Linked DNA regions of Homo sapiens: region 1 is linked to region 2. A link is a loop called in an ENCODE intact Hi-C map of the cell type or tissue named here. Cell type or tissue: GM12878. All regions are shown on one strand. Each heading gives the region's core, and the rest is flanking DNA. Links, peaks and the distances in the headings are about the cores only. Region 1 overlaps DDIAS (DNA damage induced apoptosis suppressor). Region 2 overlaps RAB30 (RAB30, member RAS oncogene family).

Region 1 (2,818 bases), core at 199-2,698, 81 kb after region 2:
TGCCTTATAAACTTGTATCTTCAAATTCTAAGGGCAGTCAGGAAAAAGGATGTTTTAAGTATTCTTACCTGTGCAAACCAGTGGCAGTAAGACCAAAAAATGTATCTAAGCAACTTCCAAATACAGTAATAACAAACAATTTGTTTGATTCTGCAACTTTTAAGGAAAGTTTGTATCTGTAATTGGCATTTCCAGATTCACCAGTAGAGCCACATTTTGGACAATTAGACCTAGAAAAGTGGTGGAAAAAAGTGTGGAGATGTTCATTAAATGTTTTTCATATGATGAAAAATCCAGAACAGTAAAAATTTAAAATAACATTTTGTGTATAAATGCTCCTACACAACTCAAATTCTTCTTAAACTCTTTCAGATCAACTTATTTTAAATTTCTCTAGTCAGAATAGTTAGCGTTACTGATTTAAATTAAACAGCCCCAAGTTGATAGAAATACATACCAAATTGATGGAAAACTAAAGGAGAACTGTGCATGAAAGAGAGGACGAAAAGGCCGGGCGCGGTGGTTCACACCTGTAATCCCAGCACTTTGGGAGGCCGAGGCGGGTGGGTCACCAGGTCAGGAGATTGAGACCATCCTAGCTAACACGGTAAAACCCTGTCTCTACTAAAAATACATAAAAATTAGATGGGTGTGGTGATGGGCACCTGTAATCCCAGCTACTTGGGAGGCTGAGGCAGCAGAATGATGTGAACCCGGGAGGTGGATCTTGCAGTCAGCCAAGATCGCACCACTGCACTACAGCCTGGGGGGCAGAGTGACATTCCGTCTCAAAAAAAAAAAAAAAAAAAAAAAAAAAAAAAAAAAAAAAGAGGACAAAAAATAATCTCAAAATATTTAATACCTATTTATACACAAAGCACTTAATTGCATTTTTCTCACCATAATGAAAATTACTTTCTTTAATTCATTAGACTATGTTGATAACTTATCAGATTATAAAATTTGATATGAAAACCATGCAATTTAACTTGTTTTTTTAAGACAGTATGTAATGGTGGCTAAAGGCTTTCTAGTCAAAAAGTACACATCTACATGGCAGTGTAACTCTATTGCCATGTACTCATTGTCTGACAGTTACTAAATTCTTGAGTTCCTCATCTATGAAGTCCAGGGCTGAAGAAGGATTAAAATAGACAAATAAAGGGTCTAGTGCAAATACTGTGAAATTAGTGTTAGTCTGCTTCTCCCTCATAATTATATCAAGTATTGTGATAATTACTGTCACTTGTACTGTTAACTTCTCTTCTAGTTTGCAATGTATTATAACTCTGATTTCTATCTTTCAGGTTCTTAATGTCCACCCCTCAGTTAGGTTAACTTTATTTAACAGACAGAATAGTTTAAAAAATTTTTTTGAAATACAACAAGCACCTAAAAACATTTTATGGTAATGGCTAATACTAGAATTTTGTTTTTTCTTCAGATTGCTAAAGATCTTAAAAAAGAGTGGCAAAAGGCAAACAGAAAGCAAGGTGAAAGATGGTTGTATAAATTTGATTGTTGCCAGATGGCCACTAGGGGGAGTCTAAAATCTGTAGCTCTGAAAGTGACTCACCTTTATTAGATCTGTGCTGTTATTCTTCTGCCATACTGAGGATAGATCTATACCAACCCATTCATATAATCCTATACAAATCTGCTAGAGTTTGTGCTGTAGGTTAGCCATAGAATGAATTAAAGGTAATTGACTCACTAGGGGATAAAACTCCATTAGTACCAAACTCTAGGGAAATGAACTGTTTAAAATATATATTGGAATTTCTTTAAAGGCTATGCAATAATGCATACAGGTTTAATGTAAAATTCCTAGCAAAACTTAGACTAATATGCATTAGCATTCAGTTTACAAATGTTTTCAACATACATTATTTCATTTTTATAGGTAAAATTTACAAATGGGGAAATTAGTTTGAATTTTTATCTGAGATGACAAAGTTGGTAAATATATGACCCAAACCCAAGACTGTGAACTCGTATCATGAAGTTCTGATATTATGATATGATAACAGTGGGACCAAATGGTTAAAATAAAGAACTGCTTGCAATGACAGTATCAATAATAGCCTCAAAAAACTATGTCTATTAGTGTTCATGCATTTACATATTAAACTATATATATTTTTATAAAGTACATATGTATAATGAAGATATTTATTTATATAGTTTTCTTTAATCCTTTTAGGAACGATGCTGGATTAAAATAAATGTTAGTGTGGTGTAATACAGATTAGAGCTTCTCAAACATTAATATGTATACAAATCATCCAGAGATCTTGTTAAAATGAAGATTCTGATTCAGGAAGTCTGGGATGAGGCCCAAGATCCTGCATTTTTAATAAGCTCCCAGGTAATACTGATGCAGATGTACCTTAGGCCATACTTTGAGAAACAAGGATATAGACAACATATTCACATCACCGTCCCGATTTAACTTCTAGAGGCACCCATATTTCTAAAATGTCATTTGTTACAGAATAGCAGTTTTCAAACTTTTTGGTTTCACACTCCTTTAATACTCTTAAAAAATTATTGAGAATATCAAAGAGTTTTGTTTATGTGAATAGTATCTATTTTTTTTATTCAAAAATATTTACTTGGGCCAGGCGTGATGGCTCACACCTGTAATCCCAGCACTTTGGGAGGCTGTGGCGGGCAGACCACTCAAGCTCAGGAGTTCGAGTCCAGCCTGGGAAACATGGCAAAACTGTGTCTCTACAAAAAATACAAAAATTAACGAACGTGGTGGCATGCGCCTGTAGTCCCAGCTACTTAGGAAGCTGAGATGGGAGGATTGCTT
Region 2 (2,818 bases), core at 180-2,679:
TCCACCCAGCTCTCAAACTGTACCCTGCAGCATGGTTACAGAATTCTTGATTTCATAGACTTTTTGAAATCTGGAACTCTTTGAAAGAGACTACTTATTTTGGCTTAAAAATTTCCCCGTTTTTGGCCGGGCGCGGTGGCTCACGCCTGTAATTCCAGCACTTTGGGAGGCCGAGGCGGGCGGATTGCCTGAGGTCAGAAGTTTGAGAACAGCCTGGCGAACATGGTGAAACCCAGTCTCTACTAAAAATATGAAAATTAGCCAGGCATGGTGGCGGGTGCCTGTAATCCCAGCTACTTGGGAGGCTGAGACAGAATTGCTTGAACCTGGGGTGTGGAGGTTGCAGTGAGCTGGGATCTCACCATTGTACTTCAGCCTGGGTGATGAGAAACTCTGCTCAAAAAAAAAAAAAAGGTTTCCCGCTTTTTGGCCATTTCTTTAATAAATACTTGTTGAATTCAACTTTAAGGAGCTCAGGGTTCATTGTTATGTGATGGAGTCTAACGTATATGGGAATTGAAGAGAGGTGAATTTGGGCCAGATTATGAAGAGCCTTGTTACACCATCCTACCTAAGGAGTTGAACTGCATCCTCAAGGCTGATAATTAGTTGGCACTTTTGGGAAAACACTTCGTAGACTGGCTGCAGGGAGCCTGGTTAGAAGTCCACAGTAGGCTGGGTGGGGGAGAGCTGACTAGTCCCTGAGCCATGTTGGTGCAGTGGGGACAGGGGTTAAGCAGGGGTGTATTCAAGCAGGCCTTGGTGACAGATAGGTTATGGTATGCTGTGTGAGTGTGTGTGCATGTGTGTGCGTCCATCCCTGCTGAGGGAAAATTTGTACCCTATCTTCTGCATAAGAATTTGCCATGATACAGGAATTTGCCAGGATAATGCACTGGAAAACACTTAGGAAACTAAAAGTGCTCTATAGATGTAAAAACATTGATAGTAACAGTATGTAAGAAATTCTGCCCAATGGGGTTGATTCAAGGATGCAATAATGGCCTGGTGTGTGTAAAGCTCTAGACAAGTAGTCATTCTTTTGCTTGACACAGGACCTGTCACAAACTTGGGAGAGTTCTTTTTTTGTCTTCATCTATTCAGGTTGCTGAGCATGTGGACACTTGCTTCCCTCTCACTTTTTCTCCTGCTTCCAGTGAGGAGGGAATCTGAACAGCTGAAGGAGGGGTCCAGCCTAGTGTGACAGTCTTCCAACAGGGAGAAGACATCTCTGTTCCTGGTAGGCCTCTGATCTCCGGGGCAGAGGACCATCAGGGGAAAGACTTGAGCCCAGTTCTGAGCCGTGGCCCTGACCTCTGGCTCCCTGGCCAGGCTGCTTTGTGTGTTCAGCCCGGTGGGAGGAGACTGAATAAGCTGATAAGAAGGTTCTTCCGGTCCAGCCAAGCAGGCGCAGGGAAGCTTCTGCAGAGGAAAGATTAGACACGGTCCCTGATTTAGAGAATACAAGGGGGAAGGCAATGGGGCAAAGCCCAGAGCTCTTTGCAGTGGTATTGTTTATTGTTGGAGGAGGACAACAGAGGGAGCCCCACCTGCTTGTGCAGAAGACAGAAACAGCAAGTTGGGTCTGCAAGTGCCTTTTTTAGGGCAGTTTAACAAACATGTTTTGCAGACAGAAGTCTCCAACTTGGAAGGGGGTCGATGAGTGGGAAGGGTATCCTTTTTCTTCCCCCAGGAAACAAAGCAGGAGTATTTCCAGGCACATCTGAGCCTCTTTGTCAAGCACCTGCTCCCAGGTGCTGTGGTACGAAACAAATTAGCCCCGCCTGGGGAGTTAACTGAGTGGGTCCTAAGCGGTGGCCTCTTCCCTTCTCTTCTCACCTATATGTGGAAAACCAAATCTGTGCTTAGTGTAGGGATGCTCCCCATGGCCAGCTTCTCACTATGGCAGAAAGAGCACCAGAAGATAATTCAGGTGTTTGCTTGGGTTAATGCTGATGAAATGCTGCTTTGTGGAATCATTCTCATGTTTGGAATCCCAAATCCGTTTTGTATTTCTAGGAATTAGGAAAATATCAAACATAATATATGAAGAATAAAATAAAATATTTGATTGTCTTGATTTTTGAAAATAGTATTATGGAGGTCTCAGGCCTGCTTTATTTTTCATTTTCATTTTTACTTTTTGCATATCTTGAAAAGTATTCTAAGGGCTGCTTCTGAGCTCCTTCCTCCTAACTCCACCCCCAATCCATGGCATGTGTTCATGCCAGCCACCCCTGACAGTTTTGTCTGTGGCCTTGCCCAATGGAGATTTATATGTGCAGATCTTATTTGTCCTGGCAGCAGCTCTGATTTGGAGTCAGGGGACCTGTGTTTGCTCTTCTGGCTCTGTTGCTTACATGCTGCGTGGCCTGAGGCAAGTCACTATCTTGGTTTCAAATCTCATTTCTGTAAAATGGGGAGAAAAAGATGAGCTCCTTCTGCTTCCTCAGAAATGTTCTGTGTCAGAGTGAAGTGAGAGTAATTTCTAAGCTGTAAGAATGTGTGAGAGTTTTGTTTTTATTCATGACACAAGCAAGCTATTGTTTGATCCATTGGTTTTGGCTGCCATACTGTGGATACTTGGTTTTGAGGGAAGTTGGTCTGAAAGAATGAATCCTCCTTGTAGAGACTCACTGTGCTGAGACATGGTTTAGAGAAAGCAGTGATACACACAATGAACTGGAAAAGCAACTCCAGAGTCTGGGTGGGACATTCCTTCCTGGGGTCCCTGTCCCATGAAGGGGTGCAGCTGGGCAAAGAGAAAGACACAAAGATTGAAACAGAGTACCCCAAATAGATTTTTTTTTAAACAGGG

The links. A loop is a pair of places that touch in the nucleus more often than their neighbours do. Peaks named below come from ENCODE experiments on the same cell type or tissue, not always from the same donor. Only the 100,000 strongest peaks of a DNase experiment are listed, where the experiment ranks them.
Region 1: it touches region 2 in a loop (2.6-fold over the local background); 6 of 110 quality-filtered maps call a loop at or near these places.

Annotation. Positions count from the first base shown.
Region 1 is chr11:82,926,189-82,929,006 of GRCh38, reverse strand. DDIAS (DNA damage induced apoptosis suppressor) reads right to left here. Exons shown (of 6, transcript NM_145018.4): 4 at 69-230. Among named protein-coding and RNA genes, the nearest start is that of DDIAS, 26 kb to the right of the region's middle. In GM12878, for the core only: a CTCF peak has its summit at 1,542 (motif pointing right); a DNase peak (open chromatin) is centred at 1,579.
Region 2 is chr11:83,006,672-83,009,489 of GRCh38, reverse strand. All of the region lies in intron 1 of RAB30 (RAB30, member RAS oncogene family), which reads left to right. Among named protein-coding and RNA genes, the nearest start is that of SNORA70E, 34 kb to the left of the region's middle. RefSeq lists an enhancer at 1,564-1,623. In GM12878, for the core only: a CTCF peak has its summit at 1,530 (motif pointing right); DNase peaks (open chromatin) are centred at 1,426 and 2,439; H3K4me3 peaks cover 1,135 bases; H3K27ac peaks cover 1,853 bases.